Regions from separate parts of the Homo sapiens genome. Here region 2 is linked to region 1. Evidence: chromatin loops called from intact Hi-C (ENCODE). Cell type or tissue: OCI-LY7. All regions are shown on one strand. Each heading gives the region's core, and the rest is flanking DNA. Links, peaks and the distances in the headings are about the cores only. Region 1 overlaps LOC101929129 (a long non-coding RNA gene). Region 2 has its middle 45 kb from the start of LINC02205.

What was found. Peaks named below come from ENCODE experiments on the same cell type or tissue, not always from the same donor. Only the 100,000 strongest peaks of a DNase experiment are listed, where the experiment ranks them.
Region 2: a loop joins it to region 1, with 2.5 times the contacts of the local background. A loop is called at or near these places in 2 of 110 quality-filtered maps.

The regions. Positions count from the first base shown.
Region 1 is chr15:69,974,614-69,984,187 of GRCh38, forward strand. LOC101929129 (a long non-coding RNA gene) reads right to left here. Exons shown (of 5, transcript XR_001751593.2): 3 at 1,137-1,214. Among named protein-coding and RNA genes, the nearest start is that of MIR629, 100 kb to the right of the region's middle. RefSeq lists enhancers at 4,752-4,811, 5,642-5,701. In OCI-LY7, for the core only: CTCF peaks have their summits at 4,799, 5,005 and 5,898; DNase peaks (open chromatin) are centred at 4,838, 5,368, 5,938 and 6,868; H3K4me3 peaks cover 2,612 bases; H3K27ac peaks cover 2,960 bases.
Region 2 is chr15:70,456,379-70,465,952 of GRCh38, forward strand. No RefSeq gene overlaps it. Among named protein-coding and RNA genes, the nearest start is that of LINC02205, 45 kb to the right of the region's middle. RefSeq lists enhancers at 3,691-3,760, 3,934-4,433, 6,475-6,554. In OCI-LY7, for the core only: CTCF peaks have their summits at 3,998 (motif pointing left) and 4,202; a DNase peak (open chromatin) is centred at 3,993.

The sequences.
Region 1 (9,574 bases), core at 2,093-7,092:
TAAATGCTAAAACCCAGAGAAGGAAAGTGACTTTCTCAAGGTCACACAGGAAAGCAGTGGAGAATTAAGATAAATGCACCAGGTCTGCTGATCCCCAGCCCGGGACTCTCCCAGGAGAATACTACTGCCTTACAAAGATAGCCCTGAGACCCAGATATTTATCCCACAGCTGCCCAGGGCTATGTCTGGTCCCAAAGGAATCAGTTGTTCACCCCATTGCTGCTGTATGGGAATGGAACATCATCAAGAAGTGATATTGGAAAGACCACAGGCTTCACAGTTGAATTGTCCAGGCTCAAATCCCAGCTTCCTGGTCATCAAACCTCAGACCATGTGGTGAAGGCTTGAGGCCCCTGCATTTGTTCCTCACCCCAAAAGGTGGGAATGATAAGTTTGCAGTGAGTGTCACTTGCTTTATCTGCTCTCCATCTCACCTTCTGACAATGACTCCCCACCTTCTGGGAACTGTTCTTCCTCCAGCTCCAACCAGGCGGCTCTGAATGAAGCTTCCCACCACAGCATCCCTACCTGCCTGACTACAGGAGCAGGCATGTGGCCCCAGCCAGGCCAATAAGAGGCCTTCCCTGAGATTTCTCTCAAAATGAAATAGCCCCTTCCTTTCTAGGAGTGAAGCTGAGGAGCTGTGACTCCAGCCTCATGGAGAAAGGTGGCCTGAGAGATCAAAGTTGGCATGCAGAGAAAAGCAGAAGAGAGATGGGGAGAGAGTCCTGGAGGCATCCAAGGCCTAGGATGCAGTCAGCCCTGGGGCCCTGATGCCCCTGCCCTGTCCATGGGTGGATAACATGAGCCTGTGAATCATCTGGGCAGCCCCTTCTGAGTGCCTTCCTGCATACCCAGGCTGTCCTTAATGTATAGCAAATAGGGATGATCACCCCTGCCACTCACTTTGAGGAGCCCCACCAGCACAAATACCAGGAAAGCAGGCAGTGGTCCAAGAGGCCCCTTGAATAGGCTCCATATAACAAAAAAAGACCCAGGTCTCCCCAGCCTTCAGAGACTCCTGGAAATTCAGAGCTTATAGGGGTTCAGCGACTGGAGTCCAGTTGTCTCGTTTGAACATAAGGGTGAGAGAGTCCATTTCATGTTCCCGAATGTTGAACCATAAGAGAACTTACCTAGTTAGAAAGTCTCAGGCAGCAGGATCCCTGATCCAGGCTCTTGGTCTGGGTGCTGTTTGGGCTGCCTTCCCCTATCTTAGAAGACAAAAAGGAAGAAGATGCTAGTGGGTACCCTGGACAGTGAGAATGCACCTGGATTCTCTGCTTTTCTCAAAAAGGGTTATGAAGATCAAGCCCAGTTATATACTATGTAGGCATAAAAGGACCTATCACAGTCTAAATACTGTCTAAAACCAAGACATTATTGTTATGAAATTATGAGCTCCAGATTCCCTTGACACAAAGCCTGACTTTCTCCAGGGAAATAAGGGAAAGCCAGGTTGTGTGCAGGAATTGGAGGAGAGGTAGTTAGAAAACTGAGCCAAAATCATTTCCCAGTGAATCTTGGCCAGGCAGCCAGCAACTGAGCCCCCTGCCTCCCCATGCCCTCTACCTACTTCCCTCTAGTTGCATAAACTTGGGGAATCAGGTGACCAGCCAACCGTCCTGGTTTGTCTGGTGGGCATGGAACCACCCCTCTGCATGCTCCTTCACAATGCCTGTCATCACATAGTATGTAGGAGAAACAGCTAGGGATCAGGCTCTGGAACAGGAGTGTAGCATTTCGTCTTCCTCATAGGGTGGCCAGCCGTCCTGTCTGTCTGGGACTGAGGGCTTCCTGAGTTAATAGGTGCCTGGCAAGACTCACTAGCACCATATCAGGGGCATCTTCCTTTACACATCTGTCTTATCCTGTACCCCGAGCTACTGTTTTCATTCTTACCCCAGGGCCTGTCATATCCGTAGCTTGACTCAAATACTGTCGCATCCTGTGCCTCTGTCCATGGTTCTGAACCGTTCTTTATGAGCTGGGGCAAGGCTAATTCTCCTGATGTGAGGTACTCGTTGGTTCATCGAGGCATTCATTCAATAAATATCTTTACAATTTAGCTTTGCCTATATAACAAACCACCCCAAAACATAGTGGCTTAAAGTTTTTTAAAATTATCAATTCTTATAATTATATGGGTCACCTGGACCATTTTGGTCTGGGCAAATCCTTCTGATCTGTAGTCAGCTGGTGGTTTGGCTGGGGCTGGGTGATCTAGGATGGCCTCACTCATATGTCTGGTAATTGATAATCTGTTGATTGGGGCACCTCAGTTATCCTTTATGCAGTCTTTCCATCACATTAGCTCAAGCTAATTTGAATGGTGGACACAGGGTTCCAAGCCTGCAATAGAAGGCAAGCTCCAATACTCAGGTTCTTCTGATAAGTCTACATCACATTTTCTAATGTTCTGTTGTCCAAAGGAAATTGCATGGATAAGCCTAGAGCCAGTGTTGGAGGCACTGGGCACAGGTAGGAGAATGATTGTAGCCATTTTTTATAACAATTTACCACTTCTCCAAATCTCCTGCATCCCCAAAGCACTATAACACTGCAAATAATGGGATGACCCTCTGTTGAACCTGCAGAGAAATGACTTTACCCCTAGAGCTGTTTTAAACTAAGAGTCCACTTGGCTTCTGCCAAAACCACTTTCATAATTGTATCAGGAGCAGTTGAAAGTCTCTTCGAACCCTCCTTCACAACATTCAGAGGCACAATTCGAGATCTTGCTGAACCACAAAACTAATTTTTTTGCTTCTAAATGAACAAAAACCCTCCTGAATTGTAAGCCTTTTTGACAATCTTCAGTAATAATTTTTTGAGTTGTGCACGGCTGGGCAATAAACCCCTAGTTACCTTCCTGGGTGAAGGCAGAAGAGCTCCAGAGTACAGTAGAATTCCCAGGTCCCCAACTCCTCAGAAAAGAGAATATTTTAGAGAGCATCTCCTAGGAGCCAGAACCTTACATAAATTCTCCTTTAACACTCACAACATCCCTTTTTGACAGTGTTTGTTGTCTCTGTTTTATGGAGAAAGGAGCTGAGGTTGGGGAGATTAAGTATCTTGGTCAAAGTCACAGAGATGGCAAGTTGCATGGCAAGATTTCAAACTCAAGCATTTGGACCTCAAAGTCAGAGCTCTTTCCACTATACCTCATCATGTCAGAGCTGCAGAGCATCTAGACTTGGGTATGGGGCACAGAGCTTTGATTCTAGCTCTGCCCCCACTTCTGTAGCACCTCGAGACACTCCCTTGTTCTCTCTAAGCTTCTGTTGTCTCATATGCAATAGGAACATTACATGCACCTAATCCAGGCTCAATCAAGGTGAATGCAAACATGTTGCTCCCCGAGCTGTAGAGAGGAAAGACAACTGGTATTTTGGGAGGGTGATTTTGACAGCATCTTTCAAAATTTTGGATGTGTGTGTTCTTTTATCTGGCAGTTCTACTTCCAGGAATTCATGTTAAAGAAACATATTCACATGTGAGTAAGAATGCATGTAAAAAGATGTTTATTTCAGCATTGTTTATAATAGCAAAAAAAATGGAAATAATATAAAGGCCCAAAGAAATTATGCATATCCATGATACAAAATGCTATTTATCATTGAAAAGGATCTACTGATGCAAAAATGTCCAAGATATATTACTTCAAAATAATAAAGTAGATTTATATATGATGGCACAGGAAGATCACAGGAAAGTATTTTAAGTGAAAAAAATAAATTTTAAGATGATCAATAAACCTACATATGCTTATTTATGTTTATACGTAGAGAAAAAATCATTTGGAAGGAAACACATCAAACTATTCACAATGGCTTCCTCTAGCAGCAATAAGAAGATGATGACTTCATTTTTTGTTTGTTTATATTTACTTTCTACATTTCTATATTGTTGAAAATGTTCACAAGTATGTATTCCATTTGTAATGCAAAGAAAGAGCAGAATTCTAGTGCTGTAAGAAACTTTGAAGATCACCACGGCCCAGAGAGAGAAGCCAATTTCTCGCTGTCATGCGGCCGGCCATTGGCTATCAGGCTGAAACCCTCTTGATGCCCAGTCCAGGCCGGCTTCAGCATCAGGGCAAGCTCTTTGGAAATCACAGAAGCCACAGAAGGCTGAGGAATTGATGATCTAACACAAAGGAAACTGCACCAGTCAGAGAGCAGAGATCAGCATGTGGGCCTGGCTCGGCCACCTACCTGCTGGGCTGGGCTTGAAGCAGGGGAGAGGCCTTTTCCAGCCCTTGTAGTACCCAAAGGAATGCCACCCTGAGGTCTCAGGTCAGGCCTCTGCTTAGCACGTGACCATCATGCTCCCCAGCAAGTCCCCCTCATTCCCCTCTGGCCCTGCCTTTACTATCCTCCCTGAGTGCCATGGACACAGCAGATGCACAATACAGGCAGCCTTGAATTCTACCAGGGAGGCTAGGAATGGCTGGGTGGCCTGTGGTCATGACCTGCCAGCAACTGGGTTGGAAGAGAGGACTTCTGAGCCCTGCAACTGACGCCATAGGGGCATGACTTTGCATTATCTGGAGCCAGTTTTTCCCTCCAGAAAATGGGCATAAGGGTGACCCATTCAAGCCATCATAAATAATGTACCACTTATAAAGCCAACCTCTCTAACTGTCCTGGGCTCATGTGACATTTTATCAAGAGCCCATCATGTCCTCAGTGTGTGTGGGTCCCAGAGGGGCAATCTCACTCCCCTCCCCTTCCAGTCACCCCTTACTGTCTCCTCCTAGAGCTGTGACCACCTGGGAAAACAGGACATGAATGCATGAAGCCACGGTGAGTCAGCAGATGGCGTGTCGTTCTGTCTGAGCATGGCAGGAGGTCAGAGAAGGGAAAGCCCCGAAGATGCCATTATGCAGAGCCCTGGCCTCCACCTCCCAGCAAGAGCTGGACCCAGCCTGCAAGCATGGCCAGCATGATTTCTGACGAAGCTCCCAACAGATGTGGCTTTCCAGATTCAGGTCTTTGCATTAGGGAAGAGGTGGGGAGGTATGTGAAGCAGTAAACAGAGATGCCGAAAGTTCTAAGTGCATAAAGTAAATATAAAGTAAATGTATATTTGGGAGAAAAGGTGAAATAGCTCTCTGAGTTTTCCTCTGATATGAAGCCTTTGCTTGAATCTTTAGACATGGTCTTTGTGTTTCACGTCCCGTGTTCTCAGAAGGACTTGGTGCTGTGTTTCTGTTGACATTCTTGCCCTGCCCCCACGATAGGGAGCTGGACAACCCATGTGACCTTGTTACACCAAGTAGGGTCTGTGGACCAGCAGCATCGGCATCTCCTGGGACCTTGTCAGAAACAGAGAATCTCAGACCCCACCCAGACCTACTGAATTTGAATTTGCATTTTTGCAAGGTCTCCAGGTGTTTCCGGCGCACAGTCATACTTGAGAAGCCGCCTGGCTCCAGGACGCAGGTTTCCCCTGGGGGTGTGCACTCATGCAATGGCAGGCATGTACCCTGACTTTAGGTGGTACAAGAGTGAACATTTACTATTTTCATGGGTTTTAACTTCAATGTCCCTTTATAGCAAATGGTGCATCATGTACAGAAATGGTAAGTTGACATAAATGGTGTATTTTAAAAGTGAGTCAATTCAAAGAAAACATTCCCTGACTAATAGTCTGGGGTGCTGAGAAATGACACCTTCAAAGGTGGGACAAGAATGGCTATTTCCAGAAGTGATGATCCAGTTTAGGCCCCTCAAGGAGGTAGGAATGAAGGGGCTGCTGCAGAGAGATGGGGGCTTGTCCAAGGCCAACAGTGGGAGTGTGGTGACGGAAGCGGACTGGAACTCAGCCCTGTCCAGGTCAGCAGCGCCCCTTCCTCCCTCTGCCCTGGTTGCACAGCTCGGCCTGAGGCTGGCTCTGCAGCCAGGGTGACGTCAGGAACTGGGACATCTGCAGGTGATACCATGCATATGCACAGAGTGCATGGCTGTTACTACAAACAAAGAGAATGTGTAGTCAGTGGAGCCCAAGGCTGAGCCATTTGGAGATGAACTGTCTCCCCTCCACCCAGGAACAACAGGGCACCCAACTCTTCATTCATGAATAAACATTGTAAGCTGCTCTGTGCAGGCTGAGAAGCCTAATGTTTTCTAGGTTTTCTAGATATGTTGGTGAGGTTTTGCAAACAGGAAATCTGAAGTTAGAAAGGAATTGGTCATTTACCTTCCCAGCCATCTCATGGACTTTGCTCAAATCTCTCAGATGGAGTCATTCACACACACACATACACACACACAAGCAACTTCACGATATGTTTAGGTTTTCTCTAAAGTTTTCTCAGCTGTGTTTGTACTCCCTGAGGTTTAGGGCTGTCGGTATCTGTTTTTTCACTTCTTCTACAGCACAGAATTGAGTAGTAAATTCTCTAGTCTCCTGTCCCCTTCCCATTGTCTTTTGCCTAGCTCCTTATCCTGGCATTCAAGGCTGCCATCGCTATGGCCTCAGTCTAACTTTCCAGGCTGTTTCCCATTGGTATCCTCTGCACACGATGTTCCAACCAAAATATGCCATGAGCCACATATATGAAGTTCAAGACCAGCCTGGGCAACAGGGCGAGACCCAGTCTCTATTAAAAAATAAAAATAAAAAAAGAGTAAACCACATGTGGTCAAACCATGCCCATGCTCTGCAACCTTCACACCTACTAGCTTTCCACAAAAGCTGTGCCTTTGCCTAGAATTTCCCTCCACCCTTGAAATTCTTCTCCCTTAGGGCCCAGCTTAAATGCCCTCTCCTCCAGGAAGCCTCTGAATTGTCCCCAAGCCCTTGAAACTCCCATAGTCCTCTATTGCTACCTCATTGTGACATTTAGAACAGGTCTTGAGTTTCAGCCTCCACAGCTGTAGGGGAGTGTTCCCTTTTCTCTGTGTTCCAGGCTGCCCAGCCCAGGCCTGGCTCATAGAAATCCCACCAGGTAAAATACTTTGGCCCTAGGTAAGTCCTGGGTTTGATTCCCAGCTTTGTTGGGACTACTAGTCAGGGTTGATGCTGGGTAAATTACCTAACCTATCTACTCAGCTATAAAATAGAAATATGAATCATGCCTTCATGGAGAAGGCATGATAGTAAAATGAGGCAGCGGGTACAATGTGCTTAACATTCTGCTTGGCACCTATTAAGTGTTTAATATATCATAGCTCTTATTCGTGTTATTGATAATAATAAAAGCAAACATTAAATGGATTGAAAGATAAAGTCATAAAATCTAGAACTGGATGGCCTCTGCAGGTGTCTGGGCCACTGGCCCATCCTGCCCACCTGCCCACAGGCCCCTTTGCCCTGCTGTGCCTCCCTCACATTCTGGCCCCAAAATGGTTGCTCCTGGCTGCTCCCTGAACCCAGGCCTGCCAGAAACCCTCTCCTTTTCCTTTACCCTGTGTCTCCAGTAAAGATCACAGGCATTTTAGGGGTCTGCAGTCTTCTTTGGGTTAAGAAGCAATGATCTGGTGCTAGCTCTCATTTTATGGGGAAGGAACCTGGCCTGGAGGGAAGGAGGTGTTTGCAAGGGAGGAGGTGCTCTCCAGGGAGGAGGTGCTCCCCAGGGAGGAGGTGATCACCAGGGAGAGGGTGCTCACCAGGGAGGGGGTGCTCACCATGGAGGAGGTGCTCCCCAGGGAGGAGGTGCTAACCAGGGAGGGGTTGCTCACCAGGGAGGGGGTGCTCACCAGGGAGGAGGTGCTCCCCAGGGAGGAGGTGCTTGCCAGGGAGGAGTCCTCGCTACCCCAGAGCCACGGCACTCAGACCAGCAGGGCTCTGCATTTTCCAGAGTGGCATTTCCCCCCTCTAGGTCTGGCACAGATGTGGCTGCTGAGAGCCTGCCTCACTTATTCCTGTTTTCAAAGAACAATGACCCTTTCCTCATCCATATCTTTCTTAACAAATGTACTTGTCTGAGAGAAGCATAACTTCCAAGTCTTCCTTCCCTGAATTGGGAAGAGACTTCAAGGAGAGCAAACTTTCCGAGGACCAGCCCTGGGGTCGAGCCTGAAATAGAATTCCCAGCAGGTAGTCAGCCCCTTCCTTTCCATGGAGGGGTCAAAGCCTGCTCAGGGCTATGCTCACAGGAGCCCCTCTGGGAATGAGCAGGGCACTTCCCCTCCTAGGTGTTGGGGTGACCCCACAGATGGGAGGGAGAGGGCTGGAGGCAGCTAAGACTCTGGAGAGGTGTGTCAGGCTGGAGTCAACTCTGAGGAGCAGAGGCAGGGTGGGACAGCCTGAGCCAAACACCAGGGACAAAAGACGAATTTATGTGAGCCAGCCTCCTTTGAAAGCGAGGAAGCAGGGAGACAGGTCAGTTGACAGCTATAGGAATACAGTAGAAGTCGGATTTCTCAAGAGCTTACAGTGAGCACCAGCTCCTCTAAACCTTGGAGCACCCCTAGGAGGGAGACTCTCATATCATCCCCACTCCACCGTTGCAGTCAAGGCAAGACACTGGTTCCATTTCAAATACCACTCAGCTCCACTTGGGAAAGACAAATACTAAGTCTGAAATAACGAAAAGCTGCCCAAGTGTTTGGTTGAGAGTGGGACAGGAGATGGGGTTTGGGGACCAGGAACGGCTGCACAAGCCCAACCTGAAATGCTTACCCCTAGAGTCACTCCTTTGGGTTAAAGTGACCCAAGGATAATTGAAGGAGGTAAACAGGAGAGGGAAAGCAAGCTCTTCTAGTTGCTTACCAGGAAAGTGATGACCAGACAAGCTGCCTGCCCTTGCCTAGCAGAGCTCTGGGACCCCCAGTTTAGGTCCAGGAACAAAAGGCAGGGTCTGGCTCCACAGAGTAGAGACTTCAAGAAAAACCTGGAGAGGCTTCCCAACAGAGAGGACCTGGCAGGTTTTCTTGTAAGCCAGTCAACCATCTAGCTTTTTTAACATCCCAAGGAATGCCCTTTATGAGCTTAGGATCAGCAGACAGGGTGAAGGTTAGAGCTGTCAGTTTACACGGTCCCCACAGGCTTTTACCGTGTATTGTACTATTTCAGCAGTGCCCCAATACAGGCAAAAGTTAATAAAGAAGCCAGATTTTAAGGGCAACCTTTTCCTCTGCTATGGCAGGCTGCATTTGAAGAAGTCTTGATCTTAGTATAGTAGGTTGACTGCTTGAATGGCCCAGACAGTTTGCACACATCCACCCCATATCCACAGCCATTGCCCCAGGACTTTGCAGTTCCTCTCACTAAAGAGGGGGAGACTACTTCCCCACCCTTAAGTCTGGATTAGGCCAATAGAATGTTGCAGAAATGACATGACAGTGAGTCATTTTCCAGCGCGAGCCTCAGGGACTTTTTCCTCTATAACCGGCATGAGAAGCTGCCCAAGGTAGGCTGCTGAGGATGAGGAGCAGAATCCATCACCCTGCTGCCCAGGTGGAGCCACACTAGCTCGGCCAAAAGCCAGCCAACCCCAGGCATGTTCAAGAACCCAGCCTAGAGGAGCAAAGCTGCTGGTCTACCTGCAGCTGAGCCCGCACATGCAAGCCATAGACAGTTATTATGTGCCTTTGAGGTTGTGTGGTTGTTTGGAATGCAGTGT
Region 2 (9,574 bases), core at 1,898-6,897, 480 kb after region 1:
CAGCATTTAGAAATCAAGATCTGGGTACTAGCTGGTCTCTCTGCTCCTGGGCTGTTATTGCGTCAAGGCTTTTTCAGTGGACAGAGTTAGGAAAAATAAAATGAGCTCATAATTATAGAATCTGTTCAAATTTAACATCCGGGTGGGTTTTTATTCATTTTCTTAAAACTGTAATACTTGAGTCTCTTTTACATAGAGAATCTTGTTTCCTAATATATTCTTATTTACTAGTTTATTTTTTTAATATACATAAACTTCCTTCAAAATTACCATATCATTACTATTTATCATAAACCTACTAGGTAAAGCTTAAGACATCATTGTAGTTTTATTTGTCCTTAAAATATATCCCACCACAGATGTATAGTTAGGGTATTTTTTTCAAAATTATTTGAATAGGTTTTTGGTCGTGTGTGTGTGTGTGTGTGTGTGTGTGTGTGTGTGTGTTGGTGTTTTTGTTTGTTTTGCTCTGTGGTTAAGCTCTCTAATTTACAATTAGGTTTATTTGTTTCTCTTCGTGCACAATTTGGGGAGGGTTTCTTTTTCCTATTTTTTAAATTTGATTTAATTTTTTGAACATGTAAATCATGTACAAATTATGTACAAATGATTCAAAACACAAAACTATATTTAAAATCCTATTTGGAGACATTTCATTCCCATGCTAATTCCCTCCCATCCTCCTCCATTAGTTTCCAGTTTATTCTTCCTGTATTCCTTTACGTGTGTGTTATTCATGTGAGTACATACATAAATACATACTGTGGTTGCCTCTTCTTTCTTACAGAATTCATGAAAGAATTTACCTGTATGACTGCATTATATGAGGTACAGAAAGAAACAAATGTAATCACTAGTGATAGAAATTAGAACAATGGTTGCCCTTGGGTATTGACTGGAAAGGAGCCAAGGGAACTTTCAGGAGCAATGGAGATGTTTTATGTCTTGATGTGGGCAATGATTACACAAGTTATATCTTTGTCAGAATTCTTCAAACTCCACACTTGAGACCTGCATATTTTGCTGTGTGAAAAGTACATCTCAATTAAAAAGACAATAAATTAAAAGAACATATATAAAGAGCTCCTAAAATATCAATAAGAGGATAATAAGTATCCTGGAAAAATGTGCAAAGACTATGAACAAACAACTCATTAATGATGAAACATGCATGTCCAACAAACAAATGAAGAAAGATGTTCAGCTTCACAAGTAAGCTGGGAAATGCATGCTCAAACATTAAGATTTTATTTTTACCTATCAGGTGGGCAAAAGTTAGAAAAGATTAATAATATCAAATGCTGACAAGAATTCAGAGAAATAATAACTTTCATGTACTATCAATTGGTGGAGGTTATTGAAAGGCAATTTGGCAGTGCCTATCAAAATTTAAAACTGCATGCCCTTTGATACTGCAATCTGACTTCTAGAAACCTATACAAAAGAAGTTATTTAAACTATGGTATTTCTGTACCATAGAATGAAGTGGATCTATATACACCAATATGAAAGGACCTATAAGTGAACAAAAGCAAAATGCAGAATAATATATAGCATAGCACAATCCCATTTATATTATTATAAAACCTAAGTGTATACAGCTACATACATACCTATATAAGTATTCAGAGAGTGCACAGGAAAAATGTACCTTAAGTATTGATAGGGTTACTTTGGGGACGGGGGGATGTGAGGGTGTTTGGTAAAGCAGAAGTTTCTCATATTGTATTGTATATTTTTAGTATTGCTTTTATTAAGTCGGTGCACATGTAATTGCAGTTTTTGCCATTACTTTTCATGGCAAAAGTTGAGCACACAGTATTACTTTTAATGGCAAAAGTTGAGCCCACGGTATTACTTTTAATGGCAACAATCACAATTACATTTGCACCAGTTTAATACAATAAGAGTGTTCCAGCTGGGCACAGTAGTTTACGCCTGTAATCCCAGCACTCTGGGAGGCTGAAGCAGGTGGATCACTTGGGCCCAGGAGTTCGAGAGCAGCCTGGGCAAGTTGGCAAGACCCCATCTCTACAAAAAACTGAAAAATTAGCTGGGAGTGGTGGTCTGTGCCACCACTGTAGTCTCAACTATTCAGGAGGCTGAAGTGGGAGGATTGCTTGAGCCCAGGAGGTCAAGACTACATTGAGCCAAGACTGCACCACTGCACCCTGCCTGGGTGACAGAGGGAGAACCCAGCCTCAAAAAAAACAAAAAAATAAAATAGTGTTCCTGCATTCTTGGTGTAATTTTAAAAACAAACAAAAAAGGTTTTCGGCAGTCTCTAATGCTAAGGATTTGTTAAGGAATCACTAAACACGGTTAGTGCTTAATAGATGTCCAGCATCATGGGACGGGGTGAAGGAACCTAAAGAAGTGGGTCCCATTCAAATCCCTGTACATTTACCTCACCATGATCATGAGGTATGAATCATTCTACATACAGTCACTGCTGTCATCCAACATGCACTTGAAAACATTTGACAAACATTTAAGTGCATAAGGACAGGGTCTCACTCTGTTACCTAGGCTAGAGAGCAGTGGTGCAATCATGGCTCACTGCAGCCTTGACCTCCTGGATGCACGCAATCCTCCTGTCCTGGCCTCCCAAAGTGCTGGGATTACAGGCATGAGCCACCATGCCCTGCCCATTCAAATGTATTCTTATGTGTGTGGCAGGGATAGGGAATCTTTTCCTGAAAGTTAGTAAATAACATGGGTTAACCCCTTATCCAGAACGCTGGGAACCGATGTGTGCTGAAAATCAGAAATATGATGTTAGTAGGTGCCACTGTGCAAAATCTGTATGTTACACAATACTCCTAGCATTCTGGGGAAGCACCTTGCAATCAACACACAACATTTCCACAGCAAAATGCATGAATATTTCTACTGAATATAAACACTACAAATAGTCACAGGTCAGTTCAGTTCCAGTTCTGCTGCCACGTGAGTTTGTGCCAAATTGACAAAATAAATTTTTGGTTTTGAGAACTCTTGGGATCTTGGAATTGTGGATAAGGGCAAGACCCCTCACTAGGCCTTTCCTTTTAAAAGCCATTTCTGATTGCATAATGCTCTTTCATTTCAGTCTGTCCTGTCATAGTTGAGCACACAGTGGATGAACCCAAGTCAAGGGAGCAGAGCGGTGCTGTCCCAGAGGCCTGGCCTTAGTCATGTGGAGTGATTTCCATCTTTGGACTAACTGTATCATGAATAGGAAGGCTAATTGAGGGCATGGGCTGGGTAAGATGGCGCCTTGGGAAAGGACACCACACCAGGGTCAGTGTGTGCTGAGTGCAAAACGTGGCTTTTGGTAGCCAGGTAACTGCCTTTTGTAGGGATGGGTACACGCACTGCTGTCAGCCAGCTCTGGCTAATTCTAACTGGATTTACAGAGCCCCACCGGGCTGGCTTGATGAGTCCCTGAATTAAAAACACCTGAGTGCCTGGTACCTGAGGTCTGTTTTGCACATACAAGAAGCATGGGAAAAGGTGTGTGCTTGACATACGCTCCTGGACTCCAGAGTAGAAGACCAGGAGAGAAGAGGAGGTCAGAGGTCATTTGCACTTCCCTGCCAGCCGGGTGGATGGAATCCGCCTATTTCCACAGGGGACCTGGTTTGAGGATTTGAGGAAAGTTCCGATCACCAGCATTTGGCCTCTTTCTGTTTTTGTCTCACTTCCAGGACCTGATGCAGGAAGCACACTATGACATGGTCACATGCAGACACACGTGGTGCAGGATGGACTAACCTCAAGCTCCACTGAAACCCTGGCTCCCGGCCGACCAGCCGTGGCCAGTGACCACGTGCAGTCTCCGATCTTCATTTGTGCGTCGATGTGGGGAAATTCAAAGTCAGCATGTGAAAGTCAGCTCTAGGGCATCAGGATTTAATGCGCAAAATTTTGCAAAATTTCGCAAAATATTTCACACGAGAGGGGGGTTTGAGTTGACGCTACCCACGTGGGTGGCGGCCTGGGTTGGTGGTGCCCCCTGGTGGCTGGCAGGAGCAAACGCAAATCTCCTCTGTAGAGAAGTGTTTTGTCTGATTTATCAAAGAGAACAAACAAACAAAACACTCAAAAGGCCGGTGCGGTGGCTCACGCCTGTAATCCCAGCACTTTGGGAGGCCGAGGCGGGCGGATCACGAGGTCAGGAGTTCAAGACCAAGCAATGAGTCACCATTAGCAAGAGTGCAGATGCAGAGCCAACAAGCAACAGATTGAAACCAGGATGTCTTAATGTAAATGCTATAAACATTTCGGACCAAAATCCTTTACTGTGGGGATGCTTAGCAGCAGCCCTGGTTTCTACCCACAAGATGCCAGTAGCATCTCCACTGCCACCTCCAGTCAATGCCACCAAAACTGTCTCTAGACATTGCCAAATGTCCCCTAGAGGAAAAAACTGCCCCCAGCTGAAAAACACTGATTTAGATCGTCAAAGACTTCAAATAATACAATAATCAGATAGGTTATAAAATAACAAGGTATTAAAAAAGTAAATGATGGAATAGAAACAAAGGATCGAGGAATAAGGGACAACAAAATGTACAGGCAGATGTTTATAAAAGGATCAAGTAGAACTTCTGGAAAAGAAAAAAAGAAATCTTTGAAATTAAAAATTAAATGGATGTGCTTGACACACAGATAAAGAAAGAATTAATGAATGAGAAGAGAGATTTGAAGAAATTACCACAAATGCATCAGGGAAGCCAAAGAATGGAAAATTTGAGAGACAGGTTAAAAGACAAGGAAAATATGAGAATGGTTAAGCTATGATTAATCTGTGCTCCCTCAAAAAAGTAAAAAGACAGTGGGAAAGAGGCCATATTCGGAGAGATAATGCCTGAGACTTTCCAGACCCACATATGCAGGAAAACTGAAAGATTCCAGGCAGGATGAAAGTGCAGGTTGTTGTGAGTTGCATGTATTAACAGAAAAGTTGAGGACTGGCTTGGGTGTGGTGACTCCCTCCTGTAATCCCAGCACTTTGGGAGGCCAAGGCAGGTGGATCATTTGAGGTCAGGAGTTCGAGACCAGCCTGGCCAACATGGTGAAAACACATCTCTACTAAAAATACAAAAATTATCTGGGCATGGTGGCATGTGCCTGTAATCCCAGCTGCTCCAGAGGCTAAGGCAGGAGAATTGCTTGAACCTGGGAGGTGGAGGCTGCAGTGAGCCAAGATTGTGCCATTGTACTCCAGCCTGGGTGACAGAGACTCCATCTCAAAAAAAGAAAAAGAAAAAGAAAAGAAAAGTTGAAGACTGAGCCTCCAGGGTTCCTCATTGAGACTGAGGCACAAATTCAACCCAGGGATCCATGGGAGGGCCACCCTGGCATCAACAGCAGGGGCCATGGAGTCCTCAAAGGGAGAAATCACTGTGGACAGCTGGCCAGAGCACAGCCTTGAAGGATGGGCTTGTCCAATGATGAATCAAGAGACCTTGGTCTGAGCCTTGTATTTTACAGGGCACCCAGGAGGTTCCCTGGGGATGGAATTTAGAAGGGTGAAGAGAGTGAAGAGGAAATGGGATGGTGTTCTAAGCAGGGAGGAAAGCATGGGCAAAGGTGTGGAAGCTAAACACTTCCTGAGCCAAAAGGGAGTCCTGTTGGGTCATACTGGGGAACACTCAGGGGAGTAATTAGAAACTGGATTGGATGAAGAAGGTAAGACCAGGCTAGGGAAGTCCCTTGAGAGAAAAGCAGAGGCTTTGGACTTGAAACTCGAGGCCAGGCATTGGCAACTATAGCCTGAGGGCCAAATCTGGCCCACTGCCTATTTTTATAAATAAAGTTTTATTGGAACAGAGCCACACTCATTCATTTGGTATCATCTATGGCTGTTTTTGAGCAACAAGAGTGGAGATGAGTAGTTGTGGCAGAGACCACATGGCCTGCAAAGCCTATAATATTTATCCTCTGGCCCTTTACAGAAAATGCTTGCTGGCCACTGCTGTAGGTGGGCACAGCCAGTCAATGAGGCTTTTCAGCAGCCACCAAGATGGTAAAGACAAGCCTAGCAGTGGCTGAAGGACAGGGTGTATTCTAAGAGGAAGGAGAAAAGTGCCTAACTTCTATTGAGTTCCTGCCCTATGATTTTCCTTCACCCACATTATCATTGTTACTTCTCCTAACCACCCTGCCCAGAAGCTGTTACTATCTCCATTTCAGAGATGAGGAAAATGGGGTCCGGAGAGGTTAAGTGACTTACTCAAGGTTACCCAGTGCTTCAGGGCAGAACTGAGATTTAATTTCAAGTCGGTCAGATTCCAAAGTCAACGTTCTTCCCACCACACCTCATTGCCTTTCAGGGCACTGAATATCCCAGGTGGGAGGGGACAGCCCCAAGTCAATGAATTGGCTACTGTGTGTCACAGCCTGCAACAGTCCAAACTGGGGAGATGGTACGTGTTTCACTTCCCTGAGAACAAATGTAGAGGCCAAGTCTGATCTGCAGAGGGGACTTCTGCCCAGGGTTCTTCCAGCAATTGCTCTCAACTTGTTCAAACATGGACTCCACCCTGTCCCCTCCACCCCATGCCTCCGGAGGCACTGGCTCTGCCAGGAATGCATATCGTTCCATCTTCCCCCAGCCTCATCTCACAGCCAGATGCTAAAGGCAGTTGGGAGATACCATCTCCCCATCTACAAAACACACACACACACACACACACACACACACACACACAAGGGTTGGAAGGCCTGCATGGTGTCACCCACAAGAGATGACCCAGTTGATTTGCAGTGAAATTGCAACACAGCCTCTGCTTCCACCCCAGCTGATCCTAAGCCCTGGAGCAGAGGGGAGCTGGCCTTGTTTCCACCCCTAGCCTGGCTCCTGTTCCTCTCGTGACTAATTCAGATCCTCATCTGACAGCCACCCATGACCACTTCATCCAGAGAGGCCCCAACAGACCTGCTTCTTGGTTTTGCGGTCAAACTGGTTCTTGAAACTTCCCCAGAGGTCCAGCAGGGTTTACTCTGTCTGTGGGGAACTGTAACTGGCTGCCCCTTGGGGTTGAGCTGGTTGAGGACTTGAGAAACCATGAGAAGGAGGTCAGGAAAGTACAACTTCTACCTGAGACCTTGGTTATCTGTATGGTGTGTAAGACAATAGGAATCCACCCAGTAGATCCCAATGGATGGGTCTGTTCCTTATCAGCTCCCCATTGGCCCAGAAGCCAGGCCAGATAAGCCTCTGACCCCAGTGTTTCTATCAGGAAATGAACACAAATATAGGCAGACAACCTCCCCAGAGTAGGTGGGAGGAACCCTGTGACCCCCTAGGCTCATTGGCTGGCTCTAACGAGCAATTGCTACACCCTCCTACTCTCTTGCCTTGGGAAACAGTTAGAGTTACCTGTCAGCTCCAGGGGAGACTAGACCCACACCTACTCATGAGCTGGGGTGTAGCTCTTCTGGATGCAGAGGGAGAGGACAGAATGAGAGACACCTGCCCATGCTACCCACCAGCCTTCCTCAGACATGGTTGCCAGCTCCTTGTCACAGCCCCACTTTGTTCTGCTGTGACCACAGTGTGTGCTCACATAGGAGAGTAGAAGGAAAAAGACCAAGAGAGGATAAGGCAAACAAGATTTCATGAGCATCTATTATGTGCCAAGCTCAAAGCTGGGCACACACAAGCATCATCATTTTTTTTCCTTATGCAGTGACACATCCATGATTTTTTAGACTCTGCGTGTGCATCATTAAGACACAGCATAACATAAACGTGAAAGGCAGCTGCAGAGACAGCCCTTCCTAGATCCCTGCTCTGCTGCTAACTATCTGCGTGGTCGCAGTTTACACATCTATCACATAGGAACTAAACAATAATAATTATTTCATACGGTAATTACAACGATTGAATGAGGTCATTTATATAAAGTACTTGGAATAATGCCTGACACATTGAGAATAAAATAGTAGTGTTAATTGTGATTTTTTTTTTATCATTACCCTCTTTTACAGCTGAGGAAATCAGACAGGGCTAGTGACCTATGTAAGGTCACACAGCTAGAAAACCGCAACACAATTAGCCAGGCATGGTGGTGCACGCCTGTGGTCCCAGCTGCACCAGAGGCTGGGGTGGGAGGATCCCTCGAGCCCGAGAGGTGGAGGCTGCAGTGAGCCATGATCTTGCCACTGCACTCCAACCTAGGTGACAGAGCGAGATCCTATCCAAAAACCAGCCAAACAAAAGAGAAATGGCAACACTGGTATTCATATCCGGGTCCATCTGATACCACTACTCCCCATTCAAAGATTTTAGTCCTTAAGGGTCAAGTTAAGAAGAGAAGCTCTGGAGTCCTTGAGCCCCAGAGCAAGGCCCCTGCAAAGGCAGCTGCCAGAGACTATGGCAGTCCCCAAAGAAGGGAGAGAGTCATCTTGATAAAGTCATGGGGGTAAGGCACTCTAGAAGGGCCTTGGGACTTCTCAGTAGTCCCAGGGCAATGGCTCTGGAAGAAAGCCATTTCCAGAGGTTGCCCATCCATGAAGACCAGCCAATGATTATGCCGAAAACACTCAGGGAGACAGCTCAGCAAGGCCAGTGGGTGGTGAAGGGCAAAGTCAGTGGGTGGTGAAAGGACCCCTGACCACAGATAAACATAAAACCCCACTGCCCAACACCAGAGCAGATGCATGACTAGCACCCACCTGTAAATGGTGGTAGCTGAGCATTGTATCACTCAAGACCAAAGTGGCAGAAGCCACTTCTGGTGAAGCATCCTTCCGTGGCAAGCCCACATCTAGACACAAAGTGGGCCAGGTGTCTGGAACCTAAGGGGAGCTTCCCAGCTCCCTGAGTATCCATTTTTCCAGCTGTGAAATGCAGATGATCAGACCCAGCTTCCAGGGCAGTTCTGAAGACTAAGGTTGGGTATACACAAGACAGAGTAGAAGGTAAGGTACAGAGTGTGATTAGCTTTCCTCCATGCATATCAGGGTGCTGGTAAGGTGTACTTGTGACCCTCTGCTCACCACTGTGCTCCTAATGCTCCTGCCCAAACCTGCTTCCCATTCCTTCAGAGAACTGGCTTCAAGATGGGCTTCTTCTGAGCTTCTCTCAATGTGACCCCCACACCTAATGGAGAATAAAACTGCAACTTGAATATCCCTGGACAGGTGTAGCTGATAGTTTTGTCTCCATGTTCTGGGGACCAATAAACATAAAAACCCTGACTTCCTCCAAAGATACTGAGTTTTCCATCATCAGTAGGTTAAAGGCAGAGGCCAGCACCACTTAGAGAAGAGACTGCAAAAGGGATTCATTCATTGAATAGAAGCCTTCAAAATCCACAAGGGTCGTCCTGAGCCTCTGATGCCCTGTGGTTGGACTTCATAACTACTTGGAAGGCAGAGCTCAAAGCCTTCTTGATAGAGGGCTTTCTGCCTATTGAAGGTATTTATGGGCACACAAGTTCAAAGCCAGTACAATATTGGCATGCAAGAATGAGAGAAGAATGAGGAGACAGGGTAGGAGTAGGGTGCCCCCATGGCCCAGCAGACCTTTCTGCGAAAAGGGCTTGCTCACTTCTTGAAATTCCTGAAACTCCACCTCTAC